Linked DNA regions of Homo sapiens: region 2 is linked to region 1. A link is an interaction called in ENCODE POLR2A ChIA-PET data of the cell type or tissue named here. Cell type or tissue: PC-3. All regions are shown on one strand. Links, peaks and the distances in the headings refer to the core of each region. The heading gives the core; the rest is flanking DNA.

The links. ChIA-PET counts read pairs that join two places held together with the same protein. Peaks named below come from ENCODE experiments on the same cell type or tissue, not always from the same donor. Only the 100,000 strongest peaks of a DNase experiment are listed, where the experiment ranks them.
Region 2: POLR2A ChIA-PET joins it to region 1 with 5 read pairs; 1 of 35 experiments calls an interaction of 5 or more read pairs at or near these places.

Annotation. Positions count from the first base shown.
Region 1 is chr4:147,543,282-147,551,151 of GRCh38, reverse strand. EDNRA (endothelin receptor type A) reads right to left here. Exons shown (of 8, transcript NM_001957.4): 8 at 6,198-7,870. Among named protein-coding and RNA genes, the nearest start is that of LINC02507, 22 kb to the left of the region's middle. RefSeq lists an enhancer at 128-187. In PC-3, for the core only: no CTCF peak of the experiment used is centred there; a DNase peak (open chromatin) is centred at 4,601; H3K27ac peaks cover 3,217 bases.
Region 2 is chr4:145,908,035-145,912,034 of GRCh38, reverse strand. The region is part of intron 1 of ZNF827 (zinc finger protein 827); the gene reads left to right. Among named protein-coding and RNA genes, the nearest start is that of ZNF827, 29 kb to the left of the region's middle. In PC-3, for the core only: no CTCF peak of the experiment used is centred there; a DNase peak (open chromatin) is centred at 2,494; H3K4me3 peaks cover 824 bases; H3K27ac peaks cover 486 bases.

The DNA.
Region 1 (7,870 bases), core at 2,691-6,690:
TCACCTTCTCTGGGAACTTCATCTATCAAATATCTTTTTATTTTCATCCCTACACAATTTTTTCCTTTCACTGGCGTCAATTCTTCTGTCCTAAAAACGCTGAGGTTGTATTTTTCTTGAATATACATACACCTTTCCTTTGCCCCTGCTGTTTCCTCTGGCTGCTGCCCGAGTTCCCAAGTGTTCTCACAGTCACACTCCTTGGACGAGCAGCCTGTGTGTGCTGCCTGCACTTTCCCGCCCACCCTGACTTAATCTTGTTACCTCTCTTACTGGTTTGCAGCTTCATAAATGACTCAAATTTTCACGTGACAGCTATTTGAGAGGGGCATGTTCTGTAAAGGGCAATTGCAGCTGCTTTCTGCCATGAGTAACATTTGGAGACACAGAAACACCTAACAGTCATACCCCCTGAGAGTCTGAAATGGAGTTCCTACAGGGGTCGACGTGACTATCCCACAGAAAAGCCATGCTCTTTGACAGCAGCTGGGACTGCAGCTGTGGGGGAGGAAGCTTGGATTGTCAATTAGGAGAGATTTTAGTATATTATATTAAGATGGCCCAGTAAAGAAAGTGAAAGTAGTTTTAAATAGGAGCCCAAATTTAGTATGCTGAAGAATCTAACATGATCAATGTCTGGAATTTGTCATTTATGTTCAGCAGTGAAATAGAAATGTGTGTCTTTGCCCAGATTCTTCCTGAAGCTGAGCTTGAACCAAGGATTTGGGTGTAAGTGGTTTGTTAAGGCACAGCTTCCAGAGGAAATTAGTAAGGGAGTGGAAGAAGTAGGCTGCGGGAAGGAAAGAGAGAAACTAAGTAAAGTTGAGATGTCAGGTGAAGTCCCAGACTCAGCCTGATCTCCAGGGTGCAAGGTGTTTACCCCACCTTGAGATACAAGAGCTGGTGTAAGTCCACACCAGTAAGTCATTGGCTATAGGTCGTGGTGGGGGTGGAGGAGGATATACAATTCCAAGGCAGTTCTTCTTACAGTCTAGGCGGGCTCCAGTGTCCAAGGGTGAGCCACCGATTGTTGCAGGTGTAAATATTAAGCAGTAGAAACACTGCTGAGCCCAGGAGTTCGAGACCAGCCTGGGTAACATAGCAAGACCCCCCTCTCTACTAAAAACAAAAAGTAAAAAAATAAAAGAAAGTCAGGTGTGGTGGCATGCACCTGTACTCCCAGCTACTCAGGAGGCTGGGGTAGGAGGATTTCTAGAGCCCAGGAGGTCGAGGCTGTAGTGAGCTGTGATCATACCACTGCACTCCAGCCTGGGCGAAAGAGCGAGACACTGTTTCAAAAACAAACAAAATCCAACAAAAAAACCCCAAAACTTTGAAGCTGGAGATGAGTGAAGAGAGCTGGTAAAATGGATGCAAGGGGGTCCGGTCTGGTCTTTGACAGTGTCTGCTTACGTGTCCCTAACGGTGTATGCTCCTCCATCGTGATGGTTCCAGTGTAAAGTGGAGCAATTTCATGGCATCTGGAGCTGTTGAACTCTTCAATGATGGATCAACCCAGGACTAGTTTGGCCATTCTGGAGACATCCTGGCTGTAACTGGTGATATTAACTATGCACAAACCTTATGATCCAGCAGCAGTCCTGCTTACATCTCCCAGAGAAATCATGCAAATCCCCCTGGAGACTTGACAATGATGTACGGCACTGTCTTGTTTAGGGTAGCAAAGGACTGGATAAGTCAGATATATATCCCCATATGTATTAGTCCGTTTTCAAGCTGCTGATGAAGACATACCCGAGACTGGGCAATTTACAAAAGAAAGAGGTTTATTGGACTTACAGTTTTATGTGTCTGGGAAGGCCTCACAATCATGGCAGAAGGTGAAAGGCATGTCTCACATGGCGGCAGACAAGAGAAGAGAGCTTGTGGAGGGAAACTCCCCTTTTAAAAACCATCAGATCTCATGAGACTTATGCACTATCACAAGAATAGCATGGGAAAGACCTGCCCCCATGATTCAATCATCTCCCATTGGGTCTATCCCGCAGCATGTGGGAATTATGGGAGCTACAAGATGAGATATGGGTGAGGACACAGAGCCAAACCATATCACCATATATAGGGTTTCCCTCCATATATACATGGATTGTTCATTAATTATTGTTCTGTAAGAGTTTTAAAGACATTATTGACATATTTGATATATTCTTTTTATAATTTGAAAGGGAAAATTATTTTTAAAAACTAATAACAATTGATGAATGAACTGAGCTAACTATGTCAAAAAGGAGCTGAAATAAGGAGTAGCAAGATATATAGACAAGTCTCCTTTCTTTTTTTTTTTTTTTTTTGAGACAGAGTCTTGCTCTGTCACCCAGGCTGGCATGCAGTGGAGTGATCTTGGCTCACTGCAACCTCCGCCTCCTGGGTTCAACCAATTCTCCTGCCTCAGCCTCCCGAGTAACTGGGATTACAGGCACCTACCACCATGCTTAGCTAACTTTTGTAATATTAGTGGAGATGGGGTTTAGCAATGTTGGCCAGGCTGGTCTTGAACTCTTGACCTCAGGTGATCCGCCCACCTTGGCTTCCCAAAGTGTTGGGATTACAGGTGTGAGCCACTGCGTCTGGCCAATTCTCCTTTCTTTGGGAAATCACCCTTCTACCCCCAGCTCCAGGGGTTGGCCCTGCTTGCTAGATCTAAGTTGTTCAGCAGAATTCCATTTGTCCCAATGGAATTTTGACTGAGAGTGAGGGAGAGTAATCCAGGCCTACCCCTATCAGGTTTCATAACATAGAGAAAAAGTTGGACCTATGACATTAATTTTTCATTAGGCACAAATGTATTCCCTTTACTTGCTCACACTTAGATGTTCTCATTTTAGGATATTTTAAAAGCACAAGCACTTAATTGAAGTTAACACTAAAAGTCATACTTTGAGAGAAATAGAGAGCTATAGTTCATGGAGAAATGGCATTATTCTGAAAAAAGCATGCACAAATGGAGTGAGTAAGAGGACGAGTGGGGTGGCTCACGCCTGTAATCCCAGCCCGTTGGGAGGCTGAGGTGGGTGGATTCCTTGAGCCCAGGAGTTTGAGACCTCCCTGGGCAACATGGTGAAACCCTGTCTCTACTAAAAATACAAAAAGTAGCGAGGTATGGTGACATGTGTCTGTAGTGCCAGCTACTGGGGAAGCTGAGATGGGAGGATTGCTTGAGCCCAGGAGGTCAAGGTTGCAGTGAACCAAGGTTGCACCACTCCACTCCAACCTGTGCAATAGAGTGAGATCCTGTCTCAAAACAGAACAAAACAAACCACCCACCCTGCAAAAAAAAAAAAAAGAAAAAAATGGAGTGAGTCAGAGCTGTGCTCTGTGTGCTCTGGAGGTGCCTTGGGCCTGTGATTTGGCTGACAATGTGGTAGTATGCAGACCGCGCAGGGTCATTACTCCCACCTGGGACAAATCTATCACACAACATCAAGTATACAGTTGTATCTACCTTCATAGAATCAAATTCAAGTAAAAGATGATCAGTTCCATTTAGATAAACTAGATAAAGGGCCTGTGGTTTAGGACTAAAAGGGAAAAATTTGTGGAATTCTCTATATTCCTCTAGGAAGATTCCATGACTCTTCGGATTCTAACTAGGGTTGGCATTGCTGTTCCTAATTTATTACCACCCCCAAAGAAATACAGCTGGTAGAATCTACTGAATAATATTGATGCTAAAAGCTTGGGAAAGTAGGAGTTACAATGAGTTCTGGCTTCATCAAATCAAAAGTGAACTATTCTAGCATGCCTCATAGGGAAAGCCCAGTTTTGCAGTTACAATGCTATTTTCAGTCTTTGATTCTTTCCTGATTCTAGGAACCCAAGTCTGTCCCCTTTCAGTTTTAAAAACAAAAAAGTCAAAATACATCAGTGCTGACCAAATATAGACCTTGGTTTGTCTTTGTTACTATTTAGAGAAAAGTATGGCAGAAACTTCTTCAAATGTAGGATTATTAAAAAAAAAAACAAAAAACCACTGGGTTTTAATTGTGAAGACCCCATTGGAATTTCAGAAACATTCAACTGCATATGGTGAACTTGCACTCTGATTTAACTTTGCTTTGAAGTATGGAGTAAAATCAATAAATACAGGGCTGTACTCTATTATTTTACAAATAAAGAAAGAGAAGACTCAGAATCATGAGCTTGCAGTGTTTTGGGAAGGCTGGCAGTACGTTTCCTTTACTCTACACATAAAAGGTTTTCCATGCTATCTCATGGACTAGTGATACTCCTAAGAATAACAATAGAGGTAATAGATTAGTCAAAGATTGACATTTGTCTCAGGTATTTCCTAATTATATCTAGGAATTGTGTTTCATTATTTTGATAATTTTAAATTACTTTTGAATGGAAAATAATATGTATTTACTGACTTTATAAAAACTCACAATGTAGAGACAATACTATATTGCTTATTCTTATGCCATTTTCCTAGAGGTGACATAATGTTCATGCAAAGTAAAATGAGAGTTGTGGAAGCAAAGGCCCTCATACTTGTCTGCTGATGCTCACCAACTGAAGTTAAAAGAATTTTGACTACTCTTTCCTTTGTGCCTTTACCAGCCCCTATGCTGACGTCTGTTGAGTCACCACAAAGCTCGTCACTGCATTTATTTATTTATTCATCTGATTTCCTGTTCCCAGCTATTAGCACAATGTAATATGATGGTTGTTCATGGTATTTGTGTTGAGTGAACAGATAAATCAAGAAGGGGATGGAGGGATGGATGAAATGATGCAGCACAGGGATTTTTAGGGCAGTGAGGCTCTTCTGAATGATACTGTAATGGTGGATATGTGATATTATACATTTGTCCAAAGCCATAGAATGTCAAGCACAGAGTGAACCTTAATGTAAACTATAGTCTTTAGTTAATAATATTGCATCCATATTGGTTCGTTTACTGTAACAAATGTGCCACACTAATACAAGGTGTAAAAAATAGGGGGAAATTGTGTGGAGAAGGGGGGAGAAAGGAGGGCATGTAGGAATTTTCTGTAATTTTAGATCAATTTTTCTGTAAACCTAGAACAGCTCTAAAAAACATAGTCTATTAAGTTAACGACAACAAAATATAACTCAAGATAACTTAGATGAGATGGTCTTAGAATGTGCGTATTGCAAGCAACAGAAAACCAGATTTAACTAGTGTAGGTGAAAAGGTAAATGTGTTGGTTTGTTTACTGAAGCCATGAGAAAGCATCAAGGAGAGCTAGAACTGGGGACTTTGATGCTCTTCTTCATCTTCATGACACTCTAGATTGACTTTCTTCGTAATGCTCAACCACAGCGTCCAGGCACGCCCAGGCTCACAACTTCCCAGTCCTGCTTTAGTAGGAAAATAGCTCTATCTGACTTAGTTCTTACTGAGAAACTCCCAGAGGATGCTGGTCAGCCTCGCCTAACCTAATCACTTATGGGAGAGGAGAGACTGGCTCCAACTGGAATACAGCTGTTTATAAGGCTGGACATGAGTAGGCATGTCAGGAGCCTATTGTGGTTATCCTGGCAAGAGAAGATGGTGCTCAGACTAGGGAGGTAGAGGCAGAGACAGAGAAGTGGTCAGGTTCTGGATATATTCTGAAGATAGGGCTCTCAGGACTTATGGAGATGTTGGCTAAAAGGTGTGAGGAAAAGGAATGAGCAATGACTTCAAAGTTTTTATCCTGAACAACTCCTAAAAAATGGGACTGTCTATAACTGAGCAGAGGAATATTAGGCAGGGTAAGCTGGAAGATATCAGGAGCTTCATTCTGCATATATTATGGTGTACTAGCCATCCAACTGTGGATGTCAAGTAAACAGTTGGATATATATGAATCTTTTCCTCCAGATATCTACCTAATATATTGCTTATTGACTGTAACTGTTTATTGCCTAGAATGCAAGCTCCATGGAATCAGGGACTTTGCCTGTTTTGTTTACTATGTCCCCAATATCTGGAAGAATGCCTGGTGCATAGTAGATGCCCAATTAAACTTACTGAAAAGGTAAATGAAGGAATGAATGACAGAGTTAAATGCTCAGTACAACAAAATAGGTTGGTTGAGAATAGAGGTAGGAAGTACCTGTTTGATAGTAAACTGCTTTCCAGGATATTACTAAGGAGAGGTTTGCAACAGGCATTATGTAACAAACATTTTCTATGGAAAACTACATAAAAATGAAGAGACACTTGCAAGGTTTCTGTAAACTTTTATTTTACACTTATGGGCCACTGCCAACTCAGGGCCTTGGCTTCTGGCTCATTTCTACAAAGTTACTTGTTGAAAAGATGTAGTAAAGGTAGAAATTGGAAATATTCCTGCTAGTAAACCACAGTTACTTACCAGTCCATAAATAAAATGCACGTTGACGCCTTCAGAAATCTATGACTTTCTGAATTTATAAAATGCATTTTTTTCATATGAAAGAAACAAAGCATCTTGAAAAAAAGACAATTGTCTAAACAAAATGGTGTGAACCTATGGCTTATATTATAGGCATATATCACTGCATATGATGCGCCAGTGGAATAATAGATTTGACTGCTAACACACAAAAGGGCAGTACTTCTTAGCCTTGCAATTCAAGCAACTGGAACCTGATGTTATTTTACCTGTCCTAAAATATGGCCCAACAAATTATCTTACCTAATTTATTATCAGCAATCTGTCTGGCGAAGTCTGAAAGAAATATCAGACAACCTGGCAATTTCATCACCACATTGAATTGAGGATAAGAACAATATAATACTTCAAAGTGTAATGACTTTTGCTCCAGCACAGGAAACAATATGACCCCAAATACTGCTTTATCAAACCAACCAACCAAACAAAACCCTATATTGCTAGTCCACAGCTCATCTGCTTTCACGCTGCCTCTTATATCCCATTTGTAATGGTAACATGATTACAAGATTTATGAATGCAGAAGGTTGCTACAGGTTAAAATGGACTGAGGCAGGTTGTCATGATGAACAATCACCTAGATTTTACTCAGACTATGCACTTTGGCACAACTGCGGGGCACAATTATTAGATTAGATTAAATCCATACATACCATCACACACATGCATATATCACACACACAAATATATTCCACAGAGACAGTCTAGAAAAATGGGCTAAAAGAAATTTACAATTGTTTATATATATACACACACACACTAGTAAAAGATTTTCTGCTGTACTCACAGTCTGTAAACATCTGGGAAAATGCCCAGCAAAAGTCACTGTGGGCCCTTTGAAATGGTGACAATGTGGGAGGGAGATGTTGGGGTGGGGAGTTAGGTTCATACTGAAAACCCCAAGAAGTGAAGAATCGTAAGTTCTGGTGGCATTTGTGGGTAATTATTTTTCACTGACATGATAAACTCATCTGGCCACTTCAAAATTATGTTTCCTATATGGAAAAGGGAATGATCAAAAAAGACTTACTGCCAGTTAACATTTTAAGAAAAATTAAGAGAATAGGAGGTGATATGTATATACATATATATGTCACTATTACAAATACCTGAATGAAAATTTCTGAATCATCTGAAAAATTCGATCTTTTTCTCTTAGGTGTGTTTTAGACTTCTATATACAGTGCACTGAAAGTCTCAGGCAGAGTTAAATGACACATACATTAACATTTTGGTACTTGACATTGATTTTTCATACAAAATTTACATGAAAAACAGATTGAACTTGTGAAAAAGAACTATCTGATTGAAGCATTACTTTTGAATTTAACATACAAAACATGTTCAAGGTCCCTTGTAATAAAACACCATTTAAAAAATAAAATACAGTTCTTAAAAAATTCTTTGAGTAACATCTATTAAACTGCCAAATGTGTCATCAGACTGTGCTTTAAGGGCCTGT
Region 2 (4,000 bases), core at 1-4,000, 1.6 Mb after region 1:
TCAGTAAGCATGCATGTTGTGTAAGCCATTAACTTTTTGGAACTTGGGTTTTTTGGTCTGTAAAATGAAAAGTTTGGTTTCCTATATAAAATTATTGTGAGGATGAAATTTGCTGATGAATATGAAAACATCTATCATAGCTCCAGATGTGTTTTCATGATTGTTCATTCATTCAACAAATGTTTATTGGGAGCCTACTGTATGCAGTGGCTTGTTCTAGAATTCATTCATTCACTTAATGCTGATTGAAAAGTACCATGATTTAGTAGTATTGGGACATCTGAGCTCAAGCACTGCCTATGTTTGGAAATCATCTAGGGGACCTTGGGCAAATCTATGGCCCTCTCTAGGCCTCTAACTAGAGACTAGTCATATAGAGTAGATTTCCAAGGCTTTTCCATCTGTAAAATAATTCATATAACAAACTTCAAGTATAATGAATAGTTTTTGATATCGTACAGATTAATTGTATTATACTGGCAAGTTACTTTATCCTCTGCGCCTTTGCTTTTGTCTTTGAAAGTGGGGTTAATAGGTCTAGTACTGTTTTCTGGTTAGTAATAGCAGTAATAATGATAGTCACCCATTATTGAGCTCTTGGCATTGTGCTAGATATTTTTATACATTCTTGCTTCTACAAACACGGTACATGTTTCTCCAAAGCATGTCGGTACCTGGAGAAACAGGTTGCATCTTTCTAGAGAATAAAGTTTCCTTGATGGCACAGCTGTTTATAGAGTGGAATGCAGAAGTCACTTGAAATGTTAAGCTAAAACTCAAAGAAAGTTGGGGCTTCTTAGAGGGGGCGGCGACTTTAATACCAAGTTCCCCTGCAGTGTTGTTCTTTCTTGGCCTTTGGGGAAACTGGTGGAAAAGTTTGCAAAACAGGCTTTTTCCCTGTTCCATGTTTGACTCACATGAGAAAAATAGCATTCTAATTTACAATTTTGAAAATAGTTCTTATTTCCATCACTGACAGATGTTACCTTTATGATTGTTCAGCCTATTCTTCCATTTCATTTATGCATTGGACAAATAATAATTGACTGCCTGCTCTGTGTTCAGTACCAACCTAAATGCCGAGGATGCAGCAGCAACCAAAATAAAGTCCTCCCTCGGAGCTTGTATTCTAAAAAACAGTGAGGTTTGAGGGCAGACCTGAGGAATTAGGGGAATTAAGCATGTGGCTGTTTCAGGCAGAGGAAGAGCAATTGCAAAGGCCCTGAGGCAGGAGCTTATTTTCCTAGTAAGGGAGAGTGTTAGGAGAGGAGGTCACAAGGAGATGATTAGGGATGCCTTGAGGTTCAGGTAAGAGTTTTGTATTTTATACTGAGAAACATGGGAAACCATTGTGGAAGTTTGAGAACTTACTTTGGCTGCTGGTTGAGAATAATGGAGCAAGGTTGGGAAGTGAGGAGACCAGTTGGAAGGCTACTGCCATAGTACAGGTGGGGGATGACAGCACTGGGTACCAGGTTAGTAGTAGTGGTGGAAATGGTGCAAAGTGGCCAGATTTGGTACCTCTGTTGAAGGTAGAACCAACGGAATCCGAGAATGAATTGGATGTGGGGTCTGAGAGAAAGAGAAGAGTCAAGGGAGGTGGCATGGTTTTGGGTCTAAGTAATTGAAAGGATGGAGGAGTTGCCATTCCTGCTGAGACGGGCAGGTAGAGGGAGGAACACGGGCAGTTCCTCGGCCATGGAAGGTCTGGCTAAGCACTTTATATGAAGAATACTGAAACTGACTTAGCTACTTTTTCGAACTCACTCTGCAGAGGAGTGATGCGTTCATTTGTGTTACCTTTATTTTACTCACGGTCATTTAGAATAATGATTTGAAAATGTTGCTGTGTGCCAAATGCTCGTCTTGACCCAGGAGCCCCTCCCTCCCCCCGTGTGTGGACTACTCTCGTCTCCAGACTTCCTCTCACTTCCTCATGCCTTTGCAGCACCTTTTCCCTAGCTGGACTGGTGACAGGAATCTGGTTGTCTTCTGCACCCTGGCAGTTTTAAATAACTAGCAGTTCTTACATTTTCTTCCTGGGCACGCTGACAGCGGTTGGGTGTCCTGGACATCCGTGTTTCGATAACTGTAATCTCCGAGTCTCTGTCCTGTGAAGCCCATTGCCGGCCGTGCATTTACCTCAGACTGTGGACTTGGAGCCTTGAAGACGCGAGAGGTCTCTTAGTTTCAGGCAGACCTGGTGTGGGGGATGTGCTAAGGCTCTCAGGCTACAAAGGGACAATTTAAAACTTGGCAAGTAAAACCGGCCTAAATGCGGATGTGTTTTATGCTTAGCATCATAAAATTGATTCAGAACAGCCTGATATGCGGCAGAAGAAACCTTTATTAAACATTATAGAGGTCATTGCTTTTGTCTTCCTGATACCTCTTCCCTCTCCTTTCTTCTGTGACCCACATTGAGCCCATTGTAGAACCCGCCCCCTGGCTTCAGTGATAGGCCCATGGAGGGGAACATGACCTCCAACAGGCCAATCAGAGGCGTAAAGACCTTTCTCTAGTGGGAAGTCATTGAGAGTGAAAACCCAGAACCGGTTGCAGCCAGGTTTTCAGCCTCCTGGGAAAAGTGGCCTGAGAGGAAGAGACTAGAGGCGAATGAGAGAGAGCCCTGATGGTGCTTTCGACATCCTATCTGATGCTGGCTCCATTGTGCCCCTTTTATTGTTTGGTACAGGAACTGAGAAAATTCCCTTATTGCTTCATGCGGTCCTGCTGGTTTTCTGTCATTTACAACCACAGGAGCCCAGATACCCCTACTATGAGCAGGGAATCAAGAAGGAACACAAAAATGACTAACTCATAGCCTTGCCTCCAGGTATTTATAATGTAATAGTTTGATTTCAAAACTAGTGAGTATGGTAAAATAGTTGGTAAGGTCTACCTTTGACAAATCAATAGTATATTTTTAAAATGTGAAGATAGTGTATTTTATAAAAATATACAATTTTTTCATTGGGTTAATTTATCCAACATATATCACTTGAATATTAGCTTTCTCCATGACTGGCATATTTCCTTTTTGATAATTTGCTGAGGAGCAAGGCTGCTTGTTAATGAATTTTTGTCTACTATTAAAATCGCCCTCATCCTTTGAGGTCCATTTCCAAAGCCACCTGCACCTCTGGAGTTCATTATTCCCTCTTTTGTGCTTACACAACCCTTGCTGTTTCTGTATGGTGGCACCAGTCATTATGCTTTGAATGCTTGTGAAACCCTCACTCTTCTGTTGATTAGAAACTTTTATGCCAGAGACTGTTGTGTCTCTGTTTCCCTTTGCAGGGAACAGTTCCCTGAACATAGTAGGTGATCAGTAAATGCTTGTTGAATTAAGTCAATTAGTAGCACTGGTTTTGCTAATAACTTTTGTAGTAAACTTACAAACTACTTTTATGTAAAACTGCATGTAAAAGTTGGTTGTATGATTTGCAGCACTTATTATGAGTATAACTGATAATGCTAATGGAAATGTATGATCTTAAAAGGCATTAGATATTTAGCTATAGAAGTGTATTAGTAGGAAAGGGAAAACTTACAAGATTTTTACATGAAAATAAACCAGAAGGTTGGTTGGTAGGTACCAGGTGAACATACCTGTGGTCACAAGAAGAGAGTGTTGGAGACACTGATTGTTAGAGAGTTGACCGTGAGAAAGCATCTCTCCAATCCTATGCCAGGTGAGTCCTAAGAATTCAAGTCCTGTTCTCATTAAAACCTGCTGGCTAGACTCATATGGACTGACTGGTGGGAATAGTTTGCGAGTAGATTTAGAAATGGGACTTTTAGGCTTCCTTCCCCACTTGCTTAAACCAAAAAGCTTGAAAATTAATAGGTGTCTCTTTGTTATATATTTTTTTCACTGTGCACTCACAATCTTTCTGAACGAGGATGCTCTGAGATGTATATTGGTCCAATTAAATGCATCTGATTAAAACTGTCAAACCAAAAAGGAAGTGAGTTGAAAAGACATTCTCTACCGAGA